Regions from separate parts of the Mus musculus genome. Here region 2 is linked to region 1. Evidence: chromatin loops called from intact Hi-C (ENCODE). Cell type or tissue: heart. All regions are shown on one strand.

Region 1 (8,000 bases):
CATGTTCTGTTGCTTGATTCCTATTTTTCACAATTTTGGAAGTTTTAATTCAATGTACCATTAAGAAAGAGATAGTTAGCACTCGCTGAGGTACATACCTATAATCCCAGTGTGCAGGAAGCAGAAGCGGGAAGATTCTAACAAGTTTTTTGACAGTCTGGTCTACACAGACAGAACCAGACCAAGTAAGTATACATAATGAGAATCTGTCTTTAGACAGAAAGACAGGGGCAGAGGGGCAGAGGGAGGGAGGGAGGGAGGGAGGGAGGGAGGGAGGGAGGGAGGGAGGGAGGGAGGGAGGGAAGGAAGGAGGGAGGGAAGGAGGGAAGAAGGAAGAGAAGGAAAAAAAGGAGAGAGGGAGGATAGGAGAAAAAAAGATACAACTGGGGCAATATTTTTGTCAGCAATGTGCCTGCCATGCAAGATTGACAATCAGACTTCAGTCCCCAATTCCCACATGAAAGGCACGCACCTGAACCCTAGTGTTAAGAAGGTAGAGACATGTGGATCCCTGGAGCTTGCTGGCCAGTCATTCTAGTTGAATTCTCCAGTTCCATGTTCAGTGACAGATAGATAATACAGATAGATAGAAAGATGGATCGATGGATGGATGCATGCATGCATACATGCATGAATGCCAGGCATTGGTGCACACCTTTATTCCCAGCACTCAGGAGGCAGAGGCAGGTTGATCTCTTAAGTTTGAGGTCAGTCTAGTCTACACAGAGAAACCCTGTCTTAAAAAGAAAAAATGGGGCCAGTCAACTGGTAACAGCACTGGCTGACAATCTGATTTTGATCTCTAGAATCCACAAAAAGCCAGATGCCCTGACTCATATCTGTAATCCCAACACTTCTTCAGCAAGCTCGGAGGAAAAAAGAATCACCCCAAAGGGCAAGGGTCGGCTAGACTAAACTACACAGAGCAGACGGTAAGACAAGTAGAAGTGAAAGGAGAGGACTACCTTCCAAAAATCTGCCCTCTGACCTCCACACCCAGGCCTGGCATGCTCACCCGCACTTACACATGCATGCCCGCACACAACAAAGAAGAAAATGTGTTAAATAAGTAAATAAGGTGGAGAGTGCACCACTGGACATCAACCTCTGGCCTACACACATACATACACTAGTACATACATACATACAAGAAAAAAGTTAATAAGCAACTTTCTGCACAGACTGAATGAGAAACCAATGATGTGAACTAAAAAAATGTGTTTACATTAAAGTTGTTTTTTTTAAAGCAATGTTGTAAAAAGTTTTTTTTTTTAAGTTAGATAAAAAGGAATAAAATCCATTGGTGGAGGGTTAGCCATGAATATTTATCAAGACCAATGACTGCTGTGTCCTTGAGGCAAGCACTGCCTAAGGTACAAATACCTGCTTAGAGACAAAAAAACAACCACACACCAATTCATGTGACTGATAAAGTCCTGAAAAAACTAATCCTAAAAACCAAACTGGAGCAAGTGTATATTTAACTCTTCACTATCTTGGTCTCCGAGTTTTTGAAATGGCACCTATGTATTAGGTTATGTAGAGAAGAGTTAAATAAGAAGGCCACTTGGTCCACTACCGGGCACAGAATCAAGGTTCTTCTTTGGAACAGAATTACAGCTCACACTATGTCCACTAAGAAATATTAGATGCAGCAATGGTAACAAATGAGATGAACTAGCTGGACCACCAACGCCCTATATTTTAATCATGAAAGGTACTCTAAATGATGACTGAGGAAAGGACTGCCAGGGGCCCCTCTCAGCCACTCTGCCCATGCTGCTCAAAAGGGTGGATACTGCTGAAAAGGGCATACAAAGGACAGACCTTACCTCTTTGTACACTGTAAGCATGCAAGTATGACGAACCTAACCTTAAAGTCCATATCAGGACCACCCTTCAGCAAACTATTAATAAAAAATTTAGACTTTCTTTAATGATAAAAATCCAAGTGATTCCTGTTGGTCATCCACCCCATCAAACCACACTATAAAGAAGAGGAGTCTGTACCTTCCTGCCAAAGCGTGCTGTATGTCCACACAGAAACAACTAAGGATGGATGATATCACTACAAGATTTCTGTACATCCAAACTACATTAGGTTCAGAAAGAGAAACCAAGATTACATTTTAAAAAATTAGTTTTTTGTGGAAAAGGAATAGATGAATTTGCGTTTCATCTGGAAGCTCACTGTTGAAAGTTCAAACACAAGATCCCCAAAGTAGTAAAGTTGGATGATGGATACCCAGAGATCACTACACTATTCTAATATATATAATATGCATATATTATATATATGTTTCAATAATAGTTTCAAAAATGTGTATATATGTATGTATCTTTCAGTATATCAAAAATCATAATACAATAATAAAGAAATAAAATATAGCTTAAAGTTTTACGCTTCAAAAGTAAGTGCCTATACCTATATCACCTATACCTATTTTGTCATTCTATAATCTGTATTGCAAATAACCGGACTAACAGTAAAAGCCTAATGAAGGAAATAATTAACTGCCGGGAATAAAACAGTCTAACCTCAAAAATATAGAGGTAAAAAGAATGGCTACTAAACAGTTATTACAACTACTGCACATTTATATCTGGCACCTTGTATTATCTTCTAACACTGGTTGAATGAGAGAAAATTATTTTAAAACCAAACTCGGTTTCAACTCTTTTAAGTTTATAAGCAACAGAAAACTAAAGTCTAAAGGCTCCACTAAAACTAATTTCTAAAAATGGAATGGAAAAAGAAAAAAAGAAAGTATCTCATATCCACTTAAAATAAGCCATTGCCCACCATAGTATAATCAACAACTTCCAATGACCAAGTTTGTTTCAATGATAAACACAAATTTACAAAAGTATCAAGCTCACACTGTGGCTGCCTCAGGCCTTTTTCAAATTGACATTCAATTATCACAAGATAACCCTAAACCCACTGCAAAATTCAACCTTGGTTAGTTATTTCTAAAACTAAAAGTAGCCAGAATTTTAAAAATACTAATTTACAAGTTAGCCTATATCAGCACTATGAACATGAATTCTGTATTTAAAACTAACTATAGCAAAACATAACTTAGGCAAAAACTTACATTAGCTCCCAAGTCCAAAAAAAAAAAAGTCATTTATTCAAAATATTAAAGAGAAAAATCGCAGGCTTAAACATACACTCCAAGAGGAAAAAAAAGTTACATCCAAATTCTCCATTGAACACCTGACTACACACACACATGCACACACATACACACACAAATATACTTCCACATCAACACTTGCTTAATTAGCACAAAGGTGATCTGTTCATGTTCATTGAAAACCTGAAGCATCAAATTTTGCATAATTCTCTTTAAACTGAAATACAAGTAATTGCTCCATTTAGGTCAAGTAGAATTTTGTGTCTATCCGTGGAAAAAGCCATTAGATTGAGTGAAGCACATGACCCCAACTTCGTCTTGCTCCCCAACTCACCGAGAAAAGTATATGCTTATAAAATATTGATCTACTTACCAGGTTAAAGACAGTTTCTACAATATCCCTATTGGACACTTCTCCAACTTCAACCAACCCCGTCAGCACGGCGAATTTCATTCTGATGCCCCTGATGGGGAGCCCCGGCTTCAGAGACAGCGCACCCCCTTCCGTAGGGGTTTCTTCTTTCCCTCCACCTCCCCCGTCATCACCTGTTGGTGGCCGGGAAGGGGCACGATTGTCTTCACTAGCCATGACTAGTTCACGAGAAAGGACAAGTCAGAGTCACCCTGGGCCAGCAGTCGCTGCACGGAGAAGAGGCACCAACACACACGCAAACGCTAAACCAAAAAGGGTCTCTGTTCCAACTTGCGGAGAAACCCAAAAAAGCAGGAAAGTCCTTGGTCGTCGCCCTCCTCCTCTTGGAGACTATTTGTCCAATCTCTCTCCCGGAGGCTGACAACAACGCCAAAGCCTATTGGAAGATTAAACATCTGTTAAATAGGGTAGGTCTGTCGTGGGATTTTTTAGGGAGGAGAGGGAAATAGTTACTGTCTGTCAAATAAGTTACTAAGGGCACCCCAAGGGCCAGCCGGCCGGCCGCTCCTCCCGGGCTCCATCGCCCGCTCCGCCGAAGGCGGGTCCTCCAGGCCGGCGAGCAGGCTCACTCCTCCCCCCCCCCCCCCAGCCCGCGCAGGTGGTGGGCGCGGGCAGGTGCACCGCGGGGGACTGTCGCCGGCAGAGGACGGGGGGCCCCTGCGACCACTGAGGTCCAAAGTTCCTCCTCACCCGGAGACTCCGGCCTCGTCCTCACCCCCGCCGGGGCGCAGCGAGACGGAGGTGGCGGCGGAGATCCAGGGCAGGAAAAGGCGGGGGAAGGGGGCGGTGATTCTCCTCAGCGCTCGGCCCAGGGGGAGGAGTGGAGCACCTCGCCCGGGCACCTGAGCTCGGCTGAGGAGAGGAAGGGAGGTGTGTGCTGGGGCGGGAAGGCAGGCCCGACGCGCCTGCGGGGACGGGGACAGGGACCGGGACGGGACCGGGGAGAGAAAGGTCAAGGCACCTGGTCGCAGCCTTCAAGTTTCCCTAGTCCGCTCCCCGGGAGCCCGGCGGCTGCCTAGAACTCCGTGCTTCCCTAGGCCGCCCCACCCCTGCGCTCAGCCCTTGCAAACGCAGCTACTGCAGGCGGGGGCGACGCCGCGGCTCGTGCCGCCGCGGTGGCCGAGGATGCTACTGCCACAGAACGCCGGGCTACGGCGCGCGGGACTACCCCTATGCCTACTGAAGCTGCTCCTCGCCGCCATGACAGCGCCGAGGGCCGCCGGGCGCGGCGTGCGCGTGCGCGAGCGCGAGCGCGCGGGGTGGTGGGGCGGGCGAGCGAGCGAGCGGGCGGGCGCCCTAGCGGAGGCGGCTTAGTAGGGGACGTGCGGGCGGGCCCGGAGAATCGCGGGTGAGTGGCGGAGCAGAGCACGCGCGCTCGCTGGAGGTGCCACGCGGGCGGGAGCGCGCCTCGAGAGCGCGCTGCTCAGGTAGAGCCGCGAGCGGCGCGCTTTTCCCTCGCACTCTTCGCCCAGACTGTGCTTTGGCGACGAACGGGAGGCGGGTGCTGTGCAACAGCAGGTCTCTGAGCGCCGAGGGTACCCGCCCCACGTTGTCAAGGTGTCCTCGTGTTGGACTTGGAGAAGGACACCTGAGGGACTTAGGAGTCGTTGAGGTGGCGGCGCTGGAGCCTCTGGGGAGCAGTCTCCACCCCTGACTGAGCTCAGCTGCTGCCTGCCCGCCCGCGGCGCTAACTGGGAAAGATTTCCACTGGGATGCCCTGGCAGCTGCCGCTGCTCGGAGGGGAGGGACAGCGACTGGGAGGATTCCTTGCCTGGCAGCTGCCGCCCCAGCAAAGCTCTCCCACATTCTAAGGAGTAGAGGATTCATTCCTCAGACAGCTGCTCGGAGCTGTGGAGGCGGGATTCACCGGGGGGGTTGGGGGGGGGCTGGAAATGGGAAAGGGGGTTCCTCTCAATTTCCCAGTGTGGAAGTTAAGTTTGCCTCATTATAGATGCTTTTAAATATATATAAATGAGGATTTGAAGCCAGTACAAATTGTCATAGTCTAATGTTGTCATTCTCTTCACTGCCTCTGATGATGGCAAAGCATTGATCCTGGTGCATTAGTATAAAATAAAATGAACATAGAGGAGGTAGTTGTTCTATTAGTATTCTCTGGGATAAGACTTTAAAGTACTAAAATACTCCCAGGTTCCTAAAAATGACGGGATGAAGTAATCAAAGTACTCTGAAGGAATCCAAAGAAACGTAGATGAGTTTGAGAAATGAAATGGTTCACTTGAAAAGGTATTATTTGAAACATCCTTGAAAAATAGACCGTTTTAGCTGTCACATGGATACTTAAGAGAAGCAACATCAGAAAAGATTCTAGCAACGAAGTGTGTTTAGTTTATTGCACCTTTTTTAAATACTCAAAAGGAAGCTTCTTAAAAGAAATTAGGTTGCCTCAGAATGGATTTACAAATTCCAAAGATAAGGCAGACATTTTTCTAATTCTGTGAATTGCTGATTTGTGAACTTTTACTGTTAGAGTTAACATCACTGGCCACCTGTTGCTGAAATCCCTGAAGAAGGAAAACAAACAAACAAACAAATTCCTTGGATCTCAGTGTGTAAATCTGAAATAAGGGAGTGAGATGTCCCTGCAGGATCAAGAAAACATTCACTTGACCTTCTTGACCTTCTACCAATTTCTATTTTGAATGTGGGAGCCATGATTAGGCTACCAAAGTCATCTGGTAAGATTTTGCATCCTTGGATTTGGCAGATAGTTTAAGTTACTATATCTAGTTTATAGGCACTAATAATTTGTTGATGAATACCTTCTAATAAAAGCAGATGGATGGTAAGAATGAAAATGGTCACAGTCAAACCCTTTTCAAGTCACACAGTCTCAAGGATCCAGGATAAGGTACGTGTCTCATGCATTTTTGAGATTATTGGTAATGCTCCTTTACCTGGGAAGCAAAAGCTGTTACAAGACAACTACTTAACTATTTCAAAACAAATTACACACTTTAAAAAATCATTTCCCAGCACTTTTGTCACCACCTACTTTTCTTAGTAGTTTTACTGCCGAAAGAAGTACAGTAAATGCAGAAGAGAAAACTTGGGCTAGCCCAGCCCTGGTTAAAGTACAATCCCTGTAGATTGCCGTTTAGATGTACACCATCCTGAGGGATACTTTGGGCTAAACTGCCCATCAATTCATAAGCTCCTTGATGTAACTATATTGTAAATACTCTATCCTATATTAATGGGGATTAAATCAAACACTGAAGTGACCTGCTTTAATTCTTCCTGAAAGCTCTTGCTACCATTTGAATTGAGGAAAATTGTGCTACCATAGATATTTTGATATTATGAAAACAGTTTTTTATTAGTTAGATCTAATGAAAGTTAGTCTAGTCAAAAGCCTTCATATGAGCTATCTACAGCTAAGTTTATAATACGGTTTCAGCTGTATTATACACACAAGGGAGGATGTGGGGAAGAGAAAGTGAGGGGGGGGGGGTAGAATGAGAAAAATGGAGCAAGGGTAAGCTTGCCTTCTGCAAAGCCAGGTTCCAGTTTCTTGTTGCCATTTAATTTGTATCTATCTGATATCAATGTCTTGGAATTAAGTCGGAAGATTTTGATTTTTCTAATTTTCCTTATCTTAAGCATACATCAAAAACATAACAGACAACAAAAGAGAGAGAGAGAAGTCGGGTGTGGTGTGGTTCAGGCCTAAAATTCCAGCGAAGGCTTGATGACCTCAAAGTCAAGGCCTACCTGGACATTTTAATGAAATCCTATCTCAAAAAAAAAAAAGTTATAAATGTGTTAGAGGAGCTGATAAGTTGACTCAGAAGTTAGGAGCACTGTTACCACCATTTGTTAAGAGGACTGGGATTTGGGGCTGGTGAGATGGCTCAGTGGGTAAGAGTACCCGACTGCTCTTCCGAAGGTCCGAAGTTCAAATCCCAGCAACCACATGGTGGCTCACAACCATCTGTAACATGATCTGACTCCCTCTTCTGGAGTGTCTGAAGACAGCTACAGTGTACTTACATATAATAAATAAATAAATCTTTAAAAAAAAAAAAAAAGAAAGGGGTCTGGAGAGATGGCTCAGTGGTTAAGAGCACTGCCTGCTCTTCCAGAGGTCCTGAGTTCAAATCCCAGCAACCACCTGGTGGCTCACAACCATCTGTAATGGGGTCTGATGCCCTCTTCTGGTGTGTCTGAAGACAGCTACAGTGTACTCATATAAATAAAAATAAATAAACCTTAAAAAAAAAAAAAAGAAGAGGACTGGGATTCAGTTCCCAGCACCACCCCCACCCCCCAATGACTCACAACCATCTGTTACCCCAATCCCAGGGGATTTGACAGACACCCTCTTCTGAACTTTGTGGACAACAGGCATGCATGTGATATATACATGCAGGTCAAACACTCATGCACACAAAATAATAAAAATG
Region 2 (8,000 bases), 81 kb after region 1:
TCCATCTTGTTGAGTCACTGGCAAAGGAGGTCCCATGAACCCACACCCACACCCAAATAAAACCCTCAGGCTATTGCCAAGGTTACTGTTGCTCTCCACAACTTGATGGTAAGACCCTACCGCTGAGAGACGTCAAGCTGGTGCCTGACTGGTAGCTTACCTGTCCTGACTAGCATCACCGATGCTGGAAGGCACTCTGCACGCCTCTGGAGGAAAAGCAATCATCACTATCATCCAGCTACACACTGCGACCTACCCCGGTGACCTGCCTGCAAGCTAAACTGATGTACTAGTGGCATGGATGGCATGGGAATAACCAACCACCTTTTGATTTGATTTAACATCCACTCTCTGAGAGAAAACCCGTATCTGACATTGCCAACATGGCCAAGAGCCTGAGATTAGACAGGTCATGGGCTTAGGGGAAAACTGGAACTGCTAAAGGAACATAGCAATAAAATGACCCCCAATGACATAATTCCATTTCTGTAGGTCAGTGCCCCACTCAGCCTACATCAGAGAAGCTCCTTCTTAAAGTAACTGGGAATTAGCAAAGAGATTCACAATTGGACAAGGTGTGGAGAATGAGAGACGACTGTGGAGCACTCAGTCCTAGATGTCTCCATCCCCTCAAGGGTAAGGGAACTGTGTGGAGAGGAAGCAAAGTGCTAAGAGCCAGAGCTGATGGCTGACTAAAGGAAGCAGCATCTTCCAGACACAGCAGGATTGGTGCACATATGAGAAACCACAGATTTGTTTGTTGCAGATGCACAGGGCCTGCACAGGTTCAAGCCTGATAAAGTCCTAACACTGAGAGGGAAAGGCAGACATGGGGTCTGCTTTGTGGTTTTTTAAATTTATTTTTATTTTTTAGTTTTTTTTTTTTTTTTGGTTTTTCGAGACAGGGTTTCTCTTTATAGTCCTGGCTGTCCTGGAACTCACTTTGTAGACCAGGCTGGCCTCGAACTCAGAAATCCTCCTGCCTTTGCCTCCCGAGTGCTGGGATTAAAGGCGTGCGTCACCACGCCCGGCTATTTTTAGTTTTTTAAAGACAGGAGAAAACAGAACATAAAGTTGGACGGGTAGGGAGGCAGAAGATCTGGGAGGGATTCAGAGAGGGAAAAACATGATCAAAATATGTTGGGCAGTGGTGGCACATGCCTTTAATCCCAGCACTTGGGAGGCAGAGGCAGGTGGGTTCGAGGCCAGCCTGGTCTACAGAGTGAGTTCCAGAATAGCCAGGGCTATACAGAGAAACCCTGTCTCGGAAAACCAAATAAACAAACAAAAACAACTCAAGAAACAAACAAAATATGTAGCGTAATTCTTTTCAATAAAATAATAAAGTCAGATTCTCACTATATAGGCCTGACTGGCTTGGAATTCACTATGTAGACCAGGCTAGCCTCTAACTCATAGATCCAATTGTCTCTGCCTCCTGAGTGCTGGGATTAAGGGTGATACAGGGTCTCATGTCTCATTTGAGGCTCTGTTGGCCTCAAACTCCCTATGTGTTACCTTGAACTCTGATCCTCTGCACTTCCTGTGTGTTACACATGCCGCTGCCACCTCCTCTTCCTCCTCCTCCTCCTTTCCTCTTTTCTCAAATAGCGGTTCTCTGTGTAGCCCTGGTTGTCCTGGAACTCTGTAGACCAGCCTGGCCTGAAACTGATCCACCTGCCTCTGCTTCCTGAGTGCTGGGATAAAGGCAAGCACTACTACTGTTCAGGCGTGCATTTCTACACCCAGTTCATGTGGTGCTAGGCTTTGTGTCAGACGAGCATCTAGGAACTGGGTTACATCCCTAGCCCTTTGTTTCTGTCTTCTGAATTGTAGTAAGAAAAATAAGATCTATTTTCAGATTACCTTTTGACGTGGGGAGGAAGGGAGTTTGGTGAACTGTGCTGAAGATCAAGTCAAGGCCTTCCTAACTGTAAGACAAATGATCTCTATCACTTACTTACATTGCAGGCCTCATCTTAACGATCTCTGAGGATACACTTGGGTAGTTTTAAATAGAGTCACACAGTAAGGACTGGAGACATGACAGACAACTGAGATTTGTGGAGTTACTGAGGACTTTTTGGGTGGGACTAAAGGGTCAGGGAGATTGGCTCAGAGGGCAGGGGTAGGAGGACTAGGAGGGATCTTAAGAGTTAAAGGCTTGCCGAATGGAAGCTATGCTGTAGCTGTGAGGGTTTGGTGGGACTTAATGACTACCAAGAAGAGCCTGAGGGCAAAGAAAAGCCCCGAGGGCCCAGCATCCAAGGTGTCTGCCAGGCGTGACTAGTCACAGACTGGGGAGTTCAAGTGCTTTTAACATGACCGATCGGAACAAAGATGGCTTCATCAACAGAGAAAAGTTTCATCATATGCTTCCTTGTTGGAGAAAAAGTCCAGCTGATGAGCATCTTGACTGATGCTATGATTAGTGAGGCTTCGGGTTCCATCGAATTCTGACAATGTCTTCTGAGAAGTTAAACAGGACCCATTACGAAGTTTGGTACCCTTCAATGGGGTGACTCGATGGAGGAGCAGGAATGGTGTGAGAGATCCATTTATAGGACAGGGTGGATGAGCTGCAGAGAAAGGCACCTGTTGACAGAAAGGGAAACTTGATTACACTGGACTCATACACATCCTAAAGAGAGAGAGGCAAACGACAGAGAGGATGGAGGAGAGCCTCACATTCAGCTAGAAGCCAGAATATGACGAGACTTCTAGCTTCTTGGGAACCTGAGGTGGGAGGATCCTGTAAGATCTGGGAGAAGGCGAAGCCACATACAGAAACTCCATCTCAAAATAACAATAATAGCAACAGTTGTAACCAAATACTCCTAGCTACTACTTGGGGTGTTTATATTATAACACACACACACACACACACACACACACACACACACACACACACATTTACACATTTCTTTATGGTCAAGGACGATGAACCAAGTTACCTTGGTCACACCAATATACACTGTCACAGAGCAACATTTCCAGTCCTAGGTCTTCAGAGAAAGGCCTCACTGTGTAGCCCAGGCTACCCTCAGAGACTCTTGTCTTGGCCTTCTGAATGCTAGGATTACAGGGGTGTGCCATCACCCCTGGCTCCACAAGTTCCTTTCAACTAAACAGGTTTTGCTGTTCTTGTTTTAGCCTCAGACAGCTGGGTACATGTTATCTTTATAATAGGCATTTCTGTCATTTCCCAAATATAGGGTAACATGACGGTAGCCCTCCTCTCAAATCAGAGTCAATTTTGTTAAAGAAAGTTTTCAATTTGTTTCTGAACCCTAATCAATCTTTATATCTGAAGGGGAAAAAAAGCATTTAAAAACTTCTTGGGAGCCTGGTGAAGAGGGAGTTGGTTCTGATTTGGTCACCATTTTTTTTGTTTTTGGCCTTGGCTAGAGAGGATGTTAGAGTTCTGCCCTTGAGGTAGCTGGTGACATGTCACCAGGCTGTGATCTTCTGAACTAGATGTGGCAGAGCATGTCAGCAATGCCGGCACCCAGGAGGCGGAGGCTTGAGGAAGGTGAATTTGAGGTCAGCCCGAACAACACAGGAGGAATCTTGTTTTGAAAAATACTAACATAAGAATGGGGAAGCCATTTTTTATGGTGGGGGTTTGGGGATGTGGAGGGGTGGAGATAGAGGTAGAGAAATGGCTTAGTGGTTAAGAGTAGTAGTGACTGCTCTTCTAGAGGACCCAGGTTCAATTCCCAGGACCCACATGATAGCTCACAACTGTCTGTAACTCCAGTTCCAGGGGATCTGGGACTTTCACACAGACAAACATGCAGGCAAACCATATAAAATAAAAATAAAGACATCACTTTTAAAAGTGGGGAAGGGGTGGTTTGCATTAAGAAAATTGGTGGGCAGTTAGGTACAACAATTGATCACGACTGTGCCTTTTTGGGGTGCTAGAGATGGAATCCGTTGTCTCAGGCATGCTGAGGCTTTTCCAGGACACCACTCTAGTCCCCACTCCACTAAAAACCCAAACACTCCTCCTATCCCAGAAAAAACAAAACCAACCAACCAAAAACCCAGGGCTGTCGAGATGGCTCAGCTGGTAAAGGCACCTGCAGAGACCTCTCAGGCAGTGAGGAGGCAGGGCACATTGTATGGCAGCGCTGCGGGCCAGTGTGCGCAGGATGGCAGCCTCTCCCTGAGCCTTATACCCACATAGTGGAAGAAGAGAACCAACTCTTGAGAATAGGTCTCTGACCTCCACACAGAGACCTGTGAGGCACAGGACCACACACATAGTCATACAAAAAAAAAATGTGATTACAAATGTGTAAGAGTTACATATGTATATATGTGTGTGTGTGTATATATATATTCTCTCCTCTCCCCTTCCCAGTCTGTCTTGCTAGGTAGTTCAGGCTAGTACTCACCATATACTCCAGGCTCTCCTCCAACTTGCTGTCCTCCTGCCTCCAGAGCTCTGGGATTGCACACACGGCTAAGCCTCTTTTTTCATGAAAGTTCACAACACAGCCAAGCCCAAGAGTAGTCAGCACGTGAACAGCGTGCCCGAAGTCATGCTTATTGAATTACACTAATGTTTTGAAATAGATCACATGAATATTCCCGTTTTACACCCGAGGGAACTGATGGCTAAAGAGGTCAGAAGGCTAAGTACTGTTGGAATCACCATTTGAACATGGATTTGCTATCTCTGATTCAAAGCCCATGGTCTAGGGAAGAAACGTACTCTCAAAATTAGAAACAGAGAGTTCCCACCCTCGGGGCAACGGAAACCACAAGAAACCTGAAGTGGGTTGAGCATCTCTGACAATCTGCAGGCTCCCATGCACAGCCTAGCCAGCCCGCGGCCCGCTGCGCGACCTCCCGACACACGAGGGCGCTGTCGCAGCACGGCGGGAAACGAGCCGCCAGCTAGTGTCGCGAGATTCTTAAAGCCGGAAGGGCGAAAGAGCAAGGGTCACGTAGACGGCGCTCCCCGCCCGGCTCGCGTTAAGTTCTCGCGCGAGTTGTACTTCCGCCCTTTTGGCTCTCCGGTCGGCACCATGGCGGTCGGCAAGAACAAGCGCCTGACGAAAGGTGGCAAGAAGGGAGCTAAGAAGAAAGTGTGAGTGGCGGATCGCGCGGGTCCCCGGCCGTTGGGCTCCGCAGGAGTTGGTGGGCGGGTTCTGGGGTGCGGCGTGGGGCGGATGGTGAGGATGCGGGGTGGATTGCGCGGCGGTGCTGCGCTGCGCGGCTGGCGGGTGCGTCCCGGGCGGCCGCCTCTCCGCCACCCGGCCGGGTGTCGCGCGCCGCGTGTGATCTCCGCCCTGCGTCTCTAGCAGTCGCTCGCGTGTCGCGCGCGAACTGTGGGCTCCTGGGTTGCTGGAAGTCCGTGGCACTTTTTAACACCGCTCTACGTCAGTCACTCTGGCTGTCCATGTCGGGACCCCATGTCAACTTGTGTGCTGGGCTCTCGTGGGACCGACCTGGAGACCCGGGACACTTGTTTAGCAGCAGTTTGTGCTGTTGCGGACCAGTCACTGTCACAGGTCCCTGAGGTTCCAGGGCAGTGTGTATATAGTACTGCCTGTGTGATGGAGGAGTGGGGAAGGCATGGCTTCGAACTTACTGCTTTGTGCACTGGCAGACCAGCCGGCCTCGCAGACGTTCACCCCACGGGGAGGACGTCCGTCGTGTTAAGTGCAGGCCGATTGCAAGATCGTGCCTGGGAAACTGTTAACAGAAGTCTGAAGGATAAGAAGCGTTTAAAAGTGGTCGGGAGTGTTGTTACAATTTACAGAGAAACTTGAGGTTATTTTTCTCCCATCCAGGGTCGATCCATTTTCTAAGAAAGACTGGTACGATGTGAAAGCTCCAGCCATGTTCAATATTAGGAACATCGGGAAGACACTAGTCACGAGGACTCAAGGAACCAGTGAGTACTGTGGGCCCCTTTTGCTTTGTTCCTAAGCTGTGGCATGTGCATATTAACCGGCGCCTTGGTCAACTCTGATGGGGCGCTGGATTGAAATGTCAGCCCAGTGGTTGGAGGGCCTGGCATTGGGAGTGCTTGGTCTTAGTACAGATGTGGCAGCAATGAAGTGTTTGTACAGCTGTCCAAGAGAACGTTTAGGTGTTGGCAGTAAGCCACTGGTGTGAAGGTGGGTTTGGTTAACAAGTTAACAGGGTTTGTGGTTCTTTTTTAGAAATTGCCTCTGATGGCCTCAAGGGTCGTGTGTTTGAAGTGAGCCTTGCTGATCTACAGAATGATGAAGTTGCGTTTAGAAAATTCAAGCTAATCACTGAGGACGTTCAGGGCAAAAACTGTCTGACTAACTTCCATGGTATGGATCTTACCCGGGACAAAATGTGCTCCATGGTCAAGAAGTGGCAGGTGAGACCAAAAGCTGCGAGTGTGAGTGCTGTGGTGTGGGTGTGCAGATGTGTCATGGGTGTGTTGGTTGGTAGGTAGTATCAAAACATGGAATGGAGAAGTTGGTTTCATTTCATTTGAGTATCACTGTTAATTCTTGAGTGCTGGAGGTAGAATCCAGGGCTTTCCACATGCTGGGACATCAGTCCTAACATTGAGCTGCATCCTTTAACTTGGTATTGCTTGTTACGGCCACATTAGGTGAGTTGGGCAGCTTTGCCAGTTTGGGGACTGTTCTAGGGTTAACATCGTTAGAGTTGATAGAGAAAAGGTGCTCTATCTAGCTGACTCAGTTGTCTGACAGTGGAGTGTGGCTAGAGTCAGATTCGGTCCCCTTCTGTCCTTGAAAGTAGTAACAAGCTTTGATAGCTTAATTTCTTCAACATCAGCCCCTGGGGTTGTGAAGATGAAATGACATGTAGGGAAATGGGCTTAGCATGGTGACCAGCAAAGAAGGCTGATTCAAGGGAAAGCTGTTCAGATGTATCCTGATATTGACATTGTATATGGGAATGAGTGATGACAAGATGTTTCGGTCCCAAATGAAGCCTACTGATTACCGTAACATTTATTGCTGACATTCCCTTATACTTTATGTAATTTTGGAAATAATAGGCTATTTAGTACATACTGATGTATATACTCCTTTGCAGTGAAGTGGATGCCAGGATTTTGTTTCCGGGCAGTTCTGCTGGTCTCAAATTCTTGAGTGATAGGATTGAAGGCATGTACCACCGCTCACGGCAAATATTGGGTATATTTGAGAACTTAATATTTGTAAAATTCAAAGAAATCAGATCGCTTTGCCACAAAAATGGTCCTCTAAAAGATGGTAGTATGGTCTAATTACAGATTTTGTTTAGCTTTGGATCTTAGCTTTGGAATTATGTTTTTAAGTTCTTTGTGTAACTTAGGAATAAAAAGGCATTTAGAAAATACAGTTTTACAGCAGAACTTCTCCACTGCCCTCTTTCAAGAAAGGATCTTCAGGTCTGGAGGGATGGCTCAGCAGTTAAAAGCACTGACTGCTTTTCCAGAGGTCCTGAGTTCAATTTCCAGGAACCACATGGTGGCTCAAAACCATCTGTAATGGGATCTCATGCCCTCTTATGGTTTATCTAAAGACAGCTACAGTGTACTCACATAAAATAAATTTTTTAAAATAAAAAGGGTCTCCAACCTGTTGTGATCTGGTACTTGCTATGTAGACCTTTGTATACTGAGTGCAAGGATTGCAGACATCTGTCATGTACAGCTTATTGTGTGTTTGGTTTTTTTGGGCTCAAATTCCTAAAAGATCCAACATTTTTGTGTGTCCTGCTTGGAGTACTGAAACTAAAGCCGCCACACACAACCTATTTTTCCTTTCTAACAGGATCTTTCTTTTCTTCCTTTTGTGATTTTTTTTTTTTTTTTTTTTTTTTTTTTTGAGACCGGGTTTCTGTGTGTATCCCTGGTTGTCCTGGAACTCACTTTGTAGACCAGGCTAGCCTCGAACTCAGAAATCCGCCTGCCTCTGCTTCCTAAGTGCTGGGATTAAAGGTGTGCGCCACCACACCCGGCTATTTTTCCTTTTTAAAAGATAATATTC

What was found. Peaks named below come from ENCODE experiments on the same cell type or tissue, not always from the same donor. Only the 100,000 strongest peaks of a DNase experiment are listed, where the experiment ranks them.
Region 2: a loop joins it to region 1, with 6 times the contacts of the local background. A loop is called at or near these places in 12 of 42 quality-filtered maps.

Annotation. Positions count from the first base shown.
Region 1 is chr3:86,221,018-86,229,017 of GRCm38, reverse strand. Lrba (LPS-responsive beige-like anchor) reads right to left here and starts at 4,328. Exons shown (of 57, transcript NM_030695.2): 1 at 4,264-4,328; 2 at 3,514-3,949. The coding sequence starts at 3,729. In heart, no CTCF peak of the experiment used is centred here; DNase peaks (open chromatin) are centred at 4,277 and 4,847; H3K4me3 peaks cover 2,642 bases; H3K27ac peaks cover 2,061 bases.
Region 2 is chr3:86,139,609-86,147,608 of GRCm38, reverse strand. It overlaps Rps3a1 (ribosomal protein S3A1), which reads left to right and starts at 4,941. Exons shown (of 6, transcript NM_016959.4): 1 at 4,941-5,101; 2 at 5,808-5,911; 3 at 6,183-6,370. The coding sequence starts at 5,040. It overlaps Snord73b (U73B small nuclear RNA), which reads left to right and starts at 6,922; the gene lies at 6,922-6,992. In heart, no CTCF peak of the experiment used is centred here; a DNase peak (open chromatin) is centred at 4,958; H3K4me3 peaks cover 2,500 bases; H3K27ac peaks cover 1,843 bases.